2 separate regions of the Homo sapiens genome follow, and region 2 is linked to region 1. Evidence: chromatin loops called from intact Hi-C (ENCODE). Cell type or tissue: GM12878. All regions are shown on one strand. Each heading gives the region's core, and the rest is flanking DNA. Links, peaks and the distances in the headings are about the cores only.

Region 1 (7,835 bases), core at 1,729-6,728:
GATAGATAAAACAATAGAATTTACTCAATTTGGGCAACAGAAAGAACATATACTGAGGCCAGGTGTGGTGGCTCATGCCTGTAATCCTAGCACTTTGGGAGGCCAAAGTGGGTGAATTTCCTGAGCTCAGGAGTTCCAGACCAGCCTGGGCAACATGGTGAAAAACCCATTTCTATCAAAAATACAAAAACTTAGCTAAGCACGGTGGTGCATGCCTGTAGTCTCAGCTGCTAGAGAGGCTGAGGCAGGAGAATCGCTTGAGCCTGGGAAGCAGAGGTTGCAGTGAGCCGAGATTGTGCCATTGCGCTCCAGCCTGGGTGACAGAGCAAAACTCTGTCTCAAAAAAAAAAAGAAAAAAAAAAAGAATATATACTGAAAAAAAAAAAAAAAAGGAAATAATAGAGCCTCATGGGCCTGTAGGACTATAACAAATGATCCAATATTTATGTAATATATGTATTCTACACATTCTATATATATTCTCTATACGTGTAGAATGCGTATCCCAAACAATGGAACTGCAAAAGATTTGAAACAAAGTGGTAGAATTGAATGGAGAAAAAAATTAATCCACAGTTACAGTTTTAGACTTCACTATTCTTCTCTCAATAACTGATAGAACAACTAGACAAAAATACAGGGTAACTCAATACCACCAATCACCAATAAAGCCTATCCAACAAAATAAAACACTCTACCCAATGATAGTAGAATTCACATTCTTTTCATGTGCCCATCAAACATACACCAACCACACACACTACACTACAAATAACATACACTAATTACATTCTGGGCCACAAAATAAATTCCAATAAATTTTAAATAATTGAAATCATACAGAATGTGTTATACGACCAGTATTCAATCATTAAGAAAAAGATAACAGGAAATTAACAGAAATCAATAGTAGAAAGATAACAGGAAAACATCTCCAAATGCTTGGAAACTAAATAACATACTTCTAACTAGTCAAAGGGTCAAGGAGGAAGTCTCAGAGGAAATAAAAAAGAAATTGAACTGAATGAAATAAAAATATAACACTTGTGTGGCACATCCTAAGTACATATATTAAAAAAGGAAAAGCATTAATAACCTAAGCTCCCAACTCAAGAACCCAGGGGCTCTTTAGTCAGCAGGTGATGAACCCTGACAGGTCTCTGTGTGACATAGCAGCACTGAGTTCATTCCTCCAATCACTGTGCTCTCCTCCCAAGTGAACAGATTTCTCTACATTGCATGGCTCTACTGGGAGCTGGGGAAGGGATGGCTCAAACATTCCCTTAGCTGCCCCAGCTTGTGTTTAGTAAGTTGCATGCTCCACCAGTCCACTGGCTCTGAGCCCACCTCAGCACTGGGATGTGCCTGGGAATTGCAAACCTTATGGCCAAAACAGCCCCTCAAGTTCACTTAGGGCCCCAGGGTACTTTAGCAAGGCTTGTTGGAACTCAAGCTCTAACTCCTGAGGTGGGAAATTCCCCTCTGGCCAGGACCAGTCAAAATTCTCCTTCCGTGGGTAGATGTCAGCTCAGTACAGCCCGGTTCTGCTTTCCACTGTGACAAGGTAGCACTGAGTTCAATGCAAAGCCTCACAACTGCTGTGCTCTCCCTCTCCAAAGCACACAGATTCTCTGTGCTGTGTGCTGCTGCTGGGGGATAGGGGAGAGGGTGGCATCAGCAATACAAGATGGTCTTTTCTACCATCTTCAATGTCTCTTTCAGCAATATGAAGTTAAAGCCAGATATTGTGATTGCTGACCTGATCTGGGGTTCTCGTGATGGTGCTTTATGTGTGTAGTTAGCTGTGAAAATTTGGTGTTCCTGCAGGAGGAATGAATGGTGTAGGCTTCTATTTGGCCTTCTTGCTCCACTCTTTCTTCTTTGATTTCTTTCATTGGCATTTTATAGTTTTGGCATACATGTTCTGTACATGTTTGTTTAGATTCAATTGGAGTATTTCATTTTATTTGGTGATTGTAAATGGTAATGTTTTAGTTTCAATGTCCACACTTTCATTGTTAGTATACAGAAATATAATTAATTTTTGTATGTTGATCTTGTATCCTGCAGCCTTGCTGAACGCACTCATTGGTTGTTGATGTTTGTAAACTTTTTGTGTATATAAATTCATTGGAATTTTCTAAATAGGCAATCATGTCATCTGCAAATAGTAACAGTTTTATTTTTCCTTTTGATCTGTGTGTCTTTTGTTTCTTTTTTATGTCTCATAGCACTGGCTAGACTTCCAGTGCTATGTTGGATGAAAGTAGGGAGTGGGCATTCTTACCTTGTTCCTGATCCTCAGGGGAAATCATTCAGTATTTCACTCTTAAGTATGATGTTAGCTGTGGGTTTTTTGTAGCAAGTTGACGATATTCCCTTATATTCCTATTTTTCTGAGAGTTTTAATATAAGTAAAAATTTGACAAATGCTTTTCTGTAGCCAATAATAGGATCATGTGAATTTTCTTTTTTAGCTTCTTAATATGGTAGATTACATTGATTTCTGAATATTAAACCAGCCATGCATACTTGGAATAAACCCCACTTTGTCATAGTATATAGTTATTTGTACATATCACTGTATTCTATTTGCTAATTTTTATTGAGAATTTTGTATCTATGTTTATGAGAGACATTGGCCTCTAGTTTTCTTTTTGTACTATCACTGTCTATTTTTGAAATAGAGTAATAATAGCTTTATAAAATGAATTGTAAAGCTTTTGTGTCTCTTCTATTTCTTTGTAAGATATTTCATAAAATAGGTGCTAATTTTTTTTTTTTTTTTTTTGAGATGGAGTCTCACTTTGTCACCAGGCTAGAGTGCAGTGGTGTGATCTTGGCTCACTGCAACCTCTGTCTTCTAGGTTCAAGTGATTCTCCTGCCTCAGCCTCCCAAGTAGCTGAGATTACAGGTACCCACCACCTAATTTTTGTATTTTTAGTAGAGACAGGGTTTCTCCATGTGGGCCAGGATGGTCTTGATCTCCTGACCTCATGATCTGCCTGCCTCAGCTTTCCAAAGTGCTGGGATTACAGGCATGAGCCACCATGCTCAGCCACAACCCAATTTTTCCTAAAACATATGGAGATTTCTTTTTGGGAGTTTTGAAATTTTGAATTCAATTTTCTTATTTGGTATAGGATTATTCAAATAATTTATTTCATATTAAGTGAGTTGTGGTATTGGTTCATCTCCTTAAAGTTGTCAAATTTATGTCTGTAGTGTTTTTAGCATTCCCTTATTATCTTTTTAATGTTTGTAGGGTCTCTATTAATGTCTCCTGTTTCATTACTGGTACTGATGATTTGAGTCTTCTCTCTTTTTTCATTGGCAGTCTTGATAGAGTTTTTCAAATTTATTGATTTTTTCAAAGAACCAGCTCTTTTTAATTGATTATCTCTTTTGTTTTTCTGTTTTTAATTTTATTGATTTCTGCTCTTATAACTATTATTTTCTTGTTTTTGCTTGCTTTGAATTTATTTTTCTCTTCTTTGTCTGGGTTCTTGAGGTGGGAGCACCTCAAAAAGTTGGGGGCACAAAATAAAGTGTAACATTTGTATTGGTTCTCTTTTTGCTTCATTGTTAGTTTGTTTCTGTAATTAGTGTTAAGTTGTGATCAGCATAAATAATGGGTTATATTATTTGCAAACCTCAGGGTAAACTCAAATAAAAAACAAAACAGATACACAAAAAATGAAAGGCAAGAAGTTAAATCTACTACCAGAGAAAATTATCTTCATTAAAAGCAAGACAAGAAGGAAGGAAAGAAGAAAGAGAAGACCACAAAATAACCAGAAACAAATAACAAAATTGCAGAAGTAAGTCCTTACTTATAATTACATTGAAAGTAAATAGACTAAACTCTCCCATTAAAAGACATAGAGTGGGCTGCAGCCAAGATGGCTGAACAGGAACAGCTCCTGTCTACAGCTCCCAGCATGAGCAATGCAGAAGATGGGTGATTTCTGCATTTCCATCTGAGGTACCGGGTTCATCTCACTAGGGAGTGCCAGACAGTGGGCGCAGGATAGTGGGTGCAGTGCACCATGTGCGAGCCGAAGAAAGGCAAGACATTGCCTCACTCAGGAAGTGCAAGGGGTCAGGGAGTTCCCTTTCCTAGCCAAAGAAAGAGGTGACAGATGGCACCTGGAAAATTGGGTCACTCCCACCCTAATACTGCACTTTTCCGATGGGCTTAAAAAATGGCGCACCAGGAGATTATATCCCACACATGGCTCAGAGGGTCCAATGCCCACGGGGTCTCGCTGATTGCTAGCACAGCAGTCTGAGATCAAACTGCAAGGTGGCAGCAAGCCTGGGGGAGCTGCTTGGTGTGGTGGCGGGCACCTGTAATCCCTTGGGAGGCTGAGGCTAGAGAATCATTTGAACTCAGGAGGCGGAGGTTGCAGTGAGCTAAGGCAAGATCACGCCATCGCATCACGCCTGTTGCTTGGGCAACAGGGCGAGACTCCATGTCAAAAAAAAAAAAATGCTTGCTAATATAAACGTGATCATAAAGACAGCAATGATTATCATGAAATTTTAACTTGCTTACCAGAAAAAGTGCATGATCTAAAACTTGGCAAATGTGCTGTTCCGTGAAACAAGGGGGTGAAGATTAGAAAACTCGAGCTTCTTCGGATTCTGAATTAACTGAAATCATATTTAAGTTGGAAAGACAGTGCCATCTAGTGGTGCATTTCTTTTTCTTTTGAAATTACTGGTTTTAGCCATTCCTGCCTTATATAATTCTAGCACTTTAGGATAATGTCAGTGGTCATGGTCATGGCTGTTCTGTGGCCTTGAGCACATCATAGCTCTGCTATGAATTTAATATTTGGAGTTAGATACACACAGATACTCATTTAGAAATACAATAGGGCGGGGCGCGGTGGCTCACGCCTGTAATCCCAGAGGCAGAGGTTGCAGTGAGCCAATATCACGCCATTGCACTCCAGCCTGGGTGACAAGAGCGAAACTCCGTCTCAAAAAAAAAAAAAAAAAAAAAAAAAAAAAAAAAAAAAAAAGAAAGAAAAAGAAAAAAGAAAAAAAAAAAGAAACAGAAAAGGGGCACTGCGGATCACGAGGTCAGCAGATCGAGACCATCCTGGCTAACACGGTGAAACCCCGTCTCTAGTAAAAATACAAAAAAAATTAGCCGGGCGCGGTGGCGGGCTCCTGCAGTCCCAGCTACTCTCGGGAGGCTGAGGCAGGAGAATGGCGTGAACCCGGGAGGCGGAGCTTGCAGTGAGCCGAGATAGCGCCACTGCAGTCCGGCCTGGAGAAAGAGGGAGACTCCGTTTCAAAAAAAAAAAAAAAAGAAAAAGAAAAAGAAATATAATGAAGATTACTCAGAAGAAAACAAATGTTTTCTAGTTATGTGTTTGAGAGAAATCCAAGCACCCACTATTTCAAAGGATGTTTCTAGAAGGCTGCCATGGCTGCGAATTGTTCTGGGTGCTGGCGACACCACAGTGAAGAAGTCAGACAGAGTCTCCGTCTCCCCACCCGTGGGACTTACATCCTTGTTGGGAAAGAGACCGGACAAAGCAAATAAACAATAAATAAGATCGGTTTTGATTATAATAGGAAAATAAAACAGGATGATGCTGGGGGAGGGCAACATTCGATAGCACGGGCTTCTCTGAGGAGGTGACATGTGAGGTGAGGGCCCATGACAGGGAGTCCTTAGCTGTGCGGGTTCAGCTTCAGCTGAGGAAAGAAGTCTCCTGGCAGGAAGAGCTGCAGGAGCAGGGCCATGGGCAGGAGTCCTCCTGGGATGAAGGAAGTGCAACCAGCAGTGAGGTGCGGGCGGCCTGGGAAGGAGGCACAGGCCAGAGCAGCTGGGGCTTGCAGACCGTGAGAAGGAGCTGGAATTTTACTTTAGGTGCAACAGGGATCTGCCGGAGCATTTTAGTCAGAGCAGGAGCAGCATCTCATTGGAGTTTGCAGACATGCAGGCAATTCAGTGGAGAACACTATGGCTGCTCCGGAATTAGTTCTATTAAGAAGATGTTTCAGTGGGAACAGGTGAAGAACAATGGTGGTCACCTGGAGATGGAGCCCTCTGAGATATGTTTTGAAGGTAGAATGGAGTGGATGTGGAGTGAAGAGAGAGGAATCAGAGATGACTGAAGTTGTAGGCTTGAAACACTGAGGTAAAGAAGTCTCAGGGAGAACAGTTTTGGGAGGGCTTGTGGAAGAGAGGAATCAAAGCACTTGTTTATTTATTTATTAGATATTTATTGAGTGCCTCTCATGTGCAGACACCTAAAAACTGGGAACATGGCAGTGAGCAGAACAGAAATCTGTGCATTCATGGAACTTGTATTCTCTTCAGCGGGAAAGACAATGAAATAAACAAGTTAGCCTGGGCAACATAACAAGACCACATCTCTAAAATTTTTTTTATTAGCTATGCATAGTGGCATGCACCTGTAGTCCCAGTACTTAGGAGGCTGAGGTGGGAGGATCACTTGAGCCCAGAAGTTCAAGGCTGCAGTGAACTATGATTGTAGCCCTGCACTCCAGCCTGGACAACAGAGTGAGACCTTGTCTCCAAAAAAAAAAAAAGTTAAATATGTAGTATGTAGAAGAAGGTAATACTTGCTGTGGAGAAAAGTCAAGCAGGAAAGGAGATGGGAATGTTGGGAGAGTTTACACAAGGAAGGCCGTATTGAGTTGGGGCTATCTTTTTTTTTTTTTTTTGGAGACAGTCTTGCTCCATCACTCAGGCTGGAGTGCAGTGAAACGATCTCAGCTCACTGTAACCTCCACCTCCTAGATTCAAGCGATTATCCTGCCTCAGTCTCCTGAGTAGCTGGGATTACAGGCATGTACCATCACGCCAGCCAATTTGGGGATGTCTGAGTAAAGACCTGAAGAAATGTAGGAAGACAAACGATGTGGATATACAGGGAAGAGCATTCCAGGCAAAGGGAACAGCAAATGCCATACCCAAGAAGCAGGAGCATGACTGGTTTGGCTCAAGAAGCAAAATGAACAAAGTGGAGACAATAAGAAATGAGATCAGAAAGGTCAGGGGTGGGAGAGGAGGAGAGAAGGCCATTGTGATGGCTTTGCTTGTTCTATTGAGTGGATGGGCAGTTAGGAGGGTTTCAGCAGAGCGATGACCTGGTCTGACTTACATTTTAACAGTATCCTCTCGATGACATTTTGAGAATAGACTAAGAGGAACAAGAGCAGAATCAGGGGCTTTGTGGGAGTCTCCAGTGATCATCAAGGCAAGAGATCAGAGCAACTAGGGCCAGAGTGTTAGTGGGTGCAGTGGTTAAGGTAGCAGTGGGTGAGCAGACTCTCATGACACATTCTTTTTAAAATCATAGGTTACTTTCCCAAAGAGGAAAAAAATGTTAGGCATCATACCAGGTTTTTACTGAAAGTCATAATATCATCAATCCAATTATAATTCTGTTCCTAAATTAAGACCACCTCTAAGAACATCCATGTAAAAATGTTTAATCATGACCTATTGTGACTTCACATCCAATTTAGTGTGAAAGATGCAACTTTTTTGTAAATAATGGAGAAGTAATGAATTGTTTTTCTTTTCAGTTATACCATGGGGTTAGTGAAAGTGCCAACTTGGCTGGAACGTTTTGTGGTTCCACTGTACCTGCTCCTTTTATCTCTTCTGGTAACTTCCTTATGGTTCAATTCATCAGTGACTTAACATTAGAAAGGGAAGGATTTAATGCTACATACACCATCATGGACAGTGAGTAGATAGAAGCATTTTTATATGTTATGAAATACACATGTATTTAGGCACTGAAAAGAATGCCCTGCTTATTATATTGAAATTTCAATG
Region 2 (7,835 bases), core at 1,496-6,495, 770 kb before region 1:
TGACCTCTGAGCAGACACCTGAAGGAAGTGAAGGCCTGGGCTCGAGGATACCTGGAGGAAAGCGCAAGGGCCCTGAGGCAGAAGCATCCTTGTTAAGCTAAAGGAGCAGCAGGAGGAGAAGAGTAAGGGTAGAGGGGAAGAGTAGGTAGCAGTCATGAGGTTTCTGCAAGAGTCCTGGAGAGAGATGATGGTAATGAAATTGATGAACTTTATGTCTTTCTTTGTTATATCCTGTTCTTTGACTAAAAGTAATAAAAATAGGTAATACTTCTATAGCTCTTAATGTGCATCAGGCACTATTTTAAGTGCTTTACATATATTAGTCATCAGATCTTTCCAAGAAAGTATACCTAGCCTCAGAAAATGAAGATTTGTCACTCTTTAGGATATACAGTGGAATGTGCTGCTGGTTCAGAGAGCACTTTCTCAAGCAGTACTGAAATCAGCAGTGAATTCACTGCCTCTGTTCACATACTGGTTAGGTTGCAAAGGCAAGCCTAAAGTGTCGATAACAGACCACCCAACCAGTATGTATGCATTGGGTTAAGTTCAGTTTCATGGAAGAACTGTAGAAGGCCATGGCATTTTTTATTACTCTTCTTGCTACTTTTTAGTCCTTTTAAAATTTTCATCCAAGGTTTTCATCTTGACTTTGTTTTCATACAGTTATGTCTGGACACATTGCTTCAACATAGAACGCACATGAACAATGTGGAGGTCTAGGCTGGAATGGGGGCCCAGTTGACCACTTTTGCTCTAGCTGGTAGGCATTAATACTATCTCCATGCATGTCAGTTAGAGGAGCTGCCATATTGTCCTTAGCTTATCTTCTTTGATTGTTAAATCATAACATTGCAATGCTTAACTTCTGATATGAATGACTACAGTCTTAAGTCTTAATCATTCTTTTTTTTTTTTTTTTTTTTGAGACGGAGTCTTGCTCTGTCAGGAGGCTGGAGTGCAGTGGGCGATCTCCGCTCATTGCAAGCTCCGCCTTCCGGGTTCACGCCATTCTTCTGCCTCAGCCTCCCGAGTAGCTGGGACTACAGGCACCCGCCACAACGCCCAGCTAATTTTTTGTGTTTTTTAGTAGAGATGGGGTTTCACCGTGTTAGCCAGGATGGTCTTGATCTCCTGACCTGACCTCGTGATCCGCCCGCCTCGGCCTTCCAAAGTTTTGGGATTACAGGCGTGAGCCACCGCGCCCGGACCACTCTTAGTCATTCTTATCCCAAGTTGTCATCCCTAATTTTGCTTGGCTTGATTAATCAAGATGTTCCTCTTTGGGGTTAGCAGTGTGTTTGGGGGCACCTTTGGGGCTTAATATTCCTCTTATGCAGCATTACCTAAGTGCTCTACAAATATGGCAGTTTGGTTCAGTGAAGTAGTGAGTAGCTCACAAAATAGGTTAAAAGGTTTTGTTGTCAGTTTGGTCATGGGTGAGAAGTTAAGTCTTTTAATACTGAGACAATTTCAGCTTTCAAAAGAAGATAATCTCAGGTGTGTTTTGAGCTTTATTTTGGCATTATTGTTAGTCCTCTAGGCTTTAAAGGAGGGAAAATATTAATATTTTATCACTTGTTGGCTTCTATGGGGAGAACCACAAAGTGTTTGCCATATAAAATCAGGATAAAATGGCATTATTACTGTGATAGTAGGTAAGTTAACATATTTTCCTATCCTTGACTCTATTATGGCAAGAAGTTTCAAGTTGAATATAGTCCCCCCAATATTCAACTTGAAATTCAGTTAGAATTTCTGTGGTACTGCCAACTCTGAAGAAAAAATCCAGAGTTGGCTGTAAAATACAGTAAATGTGTCCCCTTTAACCCACAATCTTGCTGCTATTTGTGTGAATCCATGAAGCTGAGCTTTGTGGTTCTGGCAGCAGGAAAGACACTATCTCAGCACTTATTCTGGGATCATACTTTCAGTGGCAACACCCTTGCCAGCTTTGTCTTGTTTGAAAAAAGCCAAAAGTAATAGTTGTGCTAGAAACATTTTCTTTCTCTGAAAAAACCTTCCTGCATTAATACAGGCCTTAGTGGGACATCAAGTTGATTATCTATGTTTAAAGCAGAACTATACCATACTTACTGTGGCTAGTCTGAACCTAAACATTAATTTATCATATATTCATCCGTTTGTCCAAAATGTCTTAGGCCTCTGTTGAATTTAGGGTGAAGCATTGTACAATTGCCAGGGACATTTTCTCTTTATGTCGATTCAGTGGCACACATAGAATGTGAACGGTTGGTAATGACAAGGTACTGATACCAGGTTGTCTGCTTAGTATTAGGATGTACAAAGCTATTAATTCATAAATAAGACATGGTTTCTTCTCTCATGGAGCCCTCAGGCTAAGGAGGCAGGCATGTAACAATAGGGTAACATATGTTACAGGCGTCCTGCCGGAAACCCATACAGATTACAGTGGTAATGCAGGAGGGAGCAGCCAACTCTATTGGCCAAAAGTATTGAGGAGTGAGGTGCTCAGTCAGGAAAGGCTTTGTAGTTAGTGATGGTGACTTGAAAAGCAGATAGGTAGGGAGAAGAGGAGAGACTGGCATTGCTGACAGAACTGGCATAGCCAAGCTGCACAAGATAAACCAAACTATCCTATGCATAGAAAAGCTGTCCAGTAGATTAGGGTGTGGGAGCTGTTCTGGGAGACAGCAGGAGAGTCAGAGTGAGGCCAGGAAATAGACAGCTGTGATGGTTAATTTTAGGTGTCAACTTGACTGGATTAAGGACATCTAGAAACCTGGTAAAATGTTATTTTGGGGTGTGTCTGTTTCCAGAGGATATTGGGGTGTGAATCCAAGTGGATTAGGTGGGGAAAATCCACCCTCAGTGTGTGTGGGCACCATCCAATCTGCTGGGGCCCAGAGAGAACAAAAACATTGAAAAGGCAGATCTATTTGCTGGAGCTGGGATACATTCTTCCTCTCCTGTCTTTGGACAACAGAACTCCAGGCTCCCCAGGCTTTGGGCTTCAGGACTTGTATCATTGGCCCCCTGGGTTCTCAGGCCTTTGGCTTCAGACTGAGAGTTACACCATCTGCTTTCCTGGTTCTGAGGCCTTTGCACTTGGACTGAGCCATGGTACTGGCATCCCAGGGTCTCCAGCTTGCAGACAGCCTGTCATGGGATGTCTCAGCCTGCTAATCACATGAGCCAGTTCCCCTAATAAATCCCCTCTCATATCTATATCTGTATATATCTTTATGTCTATATCTATGTCTGTCTATATAATGTTCCATCTCTCTGGAGAACCCTAACTCAGGAGCCTTATTGCCTTTAAAAGAAATTTGGACTTTATCCTGTAGGCAAATGGGGAGCCATAGGAGAGCTACGCTGCTTTAGATGAGATGATCTACTTGGGATGGTTGGTTGTTGTTTTGAGACAGCATAGAAATTCTTGAAGCAGAAGAGAGGTAAAATACCTTATGCATTTTTCCCCTTTAGAACCTAAACATTTTATAAAGACACAAGGGCAAATACTGAAGCATAAGGGAGTAAAAAGCTACATGTAAAGTGGTCTGAGTGCAGAATTTTAGATTTTTGTGATTTTCTTTCTCCTTAGTCTTTTTATGTTTATGTAATATTTAATAAATCACATCATTATAGTAACAGCTACAGCTGGCTTGAGGAGAGAAACACAAATGAATATAACTGTGAAACTCAGTGAACATATACATAGGGGAGTAGCTGAAGACTTTACTGTGCTGGGGCGTTGGTCAGGATCTTTTAGAGAGAGAACAGAGACCGTTGGTTAAGTAGGTGACGGCCAACAAAGTTTCTTTGTATTTACATTGTGATCAGCCATTTTTCAGAGGCACATAAAATAGATGAAAGTTCCTGACATGAGTTATATTTTAATAGAATTCCTTCTTTGTTGCCATTGATGTAAATTAGTACAAAGGACCATAAAATTGTAACTTTAGTCATTCAGAAGTATGTCTGTTTTTTTTGTGTCTTTACGAAATGTATTATCCAAGGAGGGCTTTTGGAATTAGGGAGAAATTTTCTTATTTTTGATAATGAATGCCTGGATTGGGGTCCCAGAAATTGTATGCATCACAGACAAAGCAGGCACTTCCACTCTGTTCATCTGAAATCTAAGGGATACTTAATTTAGGGTAATGGCTCCTTAGTGTTCCCCTTTGGTGTTTCTCATGTGATTTTGCTTTACTCTTAATATTAACAAAAACAGCTTTATATGCATAGACAACAGCAAGTATTTTACATTCAAAAAATCGACTGAAAGGTAATAGAATTACAACATTGTCTAGATTTCATCTTTTGGCCTGATTGCATATGCAGGCTATGAGGATTATCTTGGAGAAAAGGGAAAGCTAGAAGTACCATAAGCATGATAGTCACAGGTAGGTAGGGCTATATTGCCAGGCACTGTCCTAAACATTTTAATTCATGTAATTCATTATAGTTCATATATAATTCTCATTGAGTTGGGCCCATTATCGGGTGGAGCAAGTGGGGAGAGGAGAGGCTGGAGAGGAGCCCCAGGTGCCATCCGAGGTCCTTCTAGCTGGCCTTACCCTGGGGGCCGGGCGGGGGCAGCAGGCGTCTAGCAGGGAGGCCCAGCGGGGAGGGAGCTGCAGGGGGGCCGCGAGCGCCAGCGGGGACTGGCTGGGAGCAGGGCAACAATGGGCGGAGTTTTCCGCTCCTCCCCGCCCTTGGCTTGAGCGCTCCAGCTCGCTAGTGGCCCGGGCGAACTGGAGTTGCCGTGTGACGCGTGGGCGGGACGAGGCCCGGGCTCGGGGACCTTTCGCACTCGGGTCAGGGGTAAAGCAGCCTGTCGCTTGCCGGGCAGCTGGTGAGTCGGTGACCTGGCCTGTGAGGTACGTCTGGCAGCCCAGGGGCCGTAGCGGGAGCCCTTGAGGCCGGTAGCCTTGCAGGGCTGGCGCCGGGCAGGAGCCGGGTCGCAGCGGCTGACTGCACAACTGCGTGCGAATCGGCGACCGGGGCGAGGGCAAGGGCTCCTGAGGCCGCTTGGAAAGGGCTTTTGGGAAGTCTAGAAAGCCGCATGAGTCACTGTTGCTTTCGTATTAGAAATGCCTTGTTTTCGAATTAGAAATGCCTTGCGGTCGGTTTTCAGTTACTACTTTAGAAAATTGATGTGCTGGGATTTATTGCCCTCAGTTGCTTGTATAAAGGTGGACAAATCTGAGCCTAGTAAACTCTGAAGTGTTAAATCTTAAAATGTTCAATAGTGAATTTATTATTATCTTATTTTAAATCTGTTGCGATATTAACGTTTGTTTGTGTGGTTTTAAAAAGATTACAGAGAACCAGATTCTGGATTTCAGAAACTGCTTGTCTTGATAAGGAATTTAAAATGGGCTGGGGCTAAGGTAAGATGTATATAATCCTTGAGTTAATGAGTTGTATAAAAAACAACCTTTAGGCCGGGCGCGGTGGCTCACGCTTGTAATCCCAGCACTTTGGGAGGCCGAGGCGGGCGGATCACGAGGTCAGGAGATCGAGACCATCCTGGCTAACACGGTGAAACCCCGTCTCTACTAAAAATACAAAAAAATTAGCCGGGCGTGGCGGCGGGCGCCTGTAGTCAGTCCCAGCTACCTGGGAGGCTGAGACAGGAGAATGGTATGAAGCCGGGAGGTGGAGCTTGCAGTGAGATCGCGCCACTGCACTCCAGCCTGGGCGGCAGAGCTAGACTCCGTCTCAAAACAAAAAAAAAACCCAAAACCAACCTTTAAAAAAAAGACGGAAGAAAGAACGTGTGAAGTGAAAAAAGTCTCAAGGTAAAATTGCAAAATATTTTTTAACATAATTTTTTTAAACTAAAAGCTTTACAGACGGTCTAATGCAGGTTGTCTCATCAAAGATAACCAAATTGTTCAGTTAGTATTTCGAGTGTAGTACTCATAGAACACATAGGTATCCTGTGGATAGATGCTGCGCTTGGCCTTTTAGCAATGACTAGGATGCCAGGCAAATAAGTAAAAAGTAGAGGTCTTTGGAGGGGCAGGGGCAGGTGGCAAGGGGGGCAGAGAATGTGAGAGTTGGAAGGTGAGGTTACAGATGATCTAGTCTGAGCTTTCATTCTTACAGACGAATGAAGCCTGGAGTGGCTGTGATACAGACGTTGAATCAAAACTATTTGCATTGGTATTTGGCAGTGTTTTGGTTTTTCTGAGCCTATCATGACATACAAGGGTACTGTTTATTTATTTATTTATTTATTTTGAGATGGAATTTCGCTCCTGTTGCCCAGGCTGGAGTGCAATGGCTGCGACCTTGGCCCACTGCAACCTCCGCCTCCCAGGTTCAAGCGATTCTCCTGCCTCAGCCTCCCGATTAGCTGGAATTACAGGCATGCGCCACCACGCCCGGCTAATTTTGTATTTTTATTAGAGACAGGGTTTCTCCATGTTGGTCAGGCTGGTCTCGAACTCCTGACCTCAGGTGATCCGCCCACCTTGGCCTCCCAAAGTGCTGGGATTACAGGCGTGAGTCACCGCGCCCGGCCAGTACTATTTTTGTTAGTGTTATCCAAGGCAGAAGATTCTGAACAATTGTGGTTATAATTTACTGAGGACTATGAAAATTGACTGAAAATCTTAACGGAAGTTATTTCAATAGTAATCCATTGGAATGTTAATTTTAATCACTAGTGTTGGCAAGTAAAAATACTTTACAGGTGATAATACACTAAAGGAAGAACAAGCTCATCTGGGAGAGAGAACCCAGGACTAGACCTTGGAAACTGTAGTTCTAAACCCAAATCTTACCCCTTCTGGCTGTGGCCCTTCAGATGGGTCACTTAAACTATCTGGGCTTTTGTGGCTTCATATGTAGAATGAGAGTGTTATATTAAAGAGATGACCAAGATTTTTTCCAGCTTTATTTTTTATTTTTTTAAAGAGGCTTGTGAGGAGCTATTTTTCAGCTTTAAATTGTAGTTTGTGTGGGTCACAAGAGTTAAAGCTCTTTGGAAATTTTATGGTTAAGCCATACAGTAATGACTTAGCTTCATTACATAACCACTTCATTTGTGGTTAGTTGCTCAATTCTGGTGCCATGATCTTCAGACTTCACAAATAGATTTGTGCAAAGCATTGTGTAAGCATGGCATATATAGTTTAAAGAATTCCTTGTTGCGGAAACTCCAGGTTTTGTTATTCGTTTGAAGGGTATGTGTGTTTCCTCCTCCTTTACTTCCTCCACCCCCAAATTTAGGACAGGGATACTAGAGGCAGGGAAGTTTTAGAAAGCACTTAAACTTTTAATGTTGTCTCAAAACATAAACATTTAAGGCAGTCCTCTTTTGAAGATGGCAAGGCAATATTTTGGATTATAATGGTGAAGATAAAAAGACATTTTTAGTAATCTTTTATTGATTTGAATATTAGGATCAGAGCTGATTTGGTCCAATCTTTCTACACGTAAGAAAACAGTCAAAAATATCCATACTTGGTATATATTAGAGGATTTAGACTATTGAGTTTTTGGAGTAAATAAAAGATTGCCTTTTGCTGTGCTGTATAGTGAAAGACTAGATGGAAATCTAATATTTATTAAATAAGCACGACCTCCTTACCCCTAAGTCTGTGAGTCTATATTCCTCACATATGAATTAGGAAGTTAGGTTCCACAAGGGCAAATGGTGCAAGGTCATAGCCCTGATAAATGGCTAAAGGATTCTGTCAGGTCCTGTTCACAGCCTGTCAGCTAAACCTGATAACAATAACCACTGCAATGTGGAGGGCTTACGGTGTGCAGGTGCTAGGCTAAGTGCCGGTAGACATATAATATCTCACTTTAACCTTACTGCAGCCCCTCTGTAG

Evidence for each region. A loop is a pair of places that touch in the nucleus more often than their neighbours do. Peaks named below come from ENCODE experiments on the same cell type or tissue, not always from the same donor. Only the 100,000 strongest peaks of a DNase experiment are listed, where the experiment ranks them.
Region 2: a loop joins it to region 1, with 4 times the contacts of the local background. A loop is called at or near these places in 10 of 110 quality-filtered maps.

What each region holds. Positions count from the first base shown.
Region 1 is chr10:45,247,106-45,254,940 of GRCh38, reverse strand. It overlaps the pseudogene CUBNP2. Among named protein-coding and RNA genes, the nearest start is that of OR13A1, 65 kb to the left of the region's middle. In GM12878, for the core only: a CTCF peak has its summit at 4,688 (motif pointing left); DNase peaks (open chromatin) are centred at 3,869 and 4,590; H3K4me3 peaks cover 803 bases; H3K27ac peaks cover 859 bases.
Region 2 is chr10:46,020,360-46,028,194 of GRCh38, reverse strand. All of the region lies in intron 1 of NCOA4 (nuclear receptor coactivator 4), which reads left to right. Among named protein-coding and RNA genes, the nearest start is that of NCOA4, 6.3 kb to the left of the region's middle. RefSeq lists silencers at 4,562-4,731, 6,403-6,598 and an enhancer at 4,582-4,876. In GM12878, for the core only: a CTCF peak has its summit at 4,576; a DNase peak (open chromatin) is centred at 4,714; H3K4me3 peaks cover 1,522 bases; H3K27ac peaks cover 1,556 bases.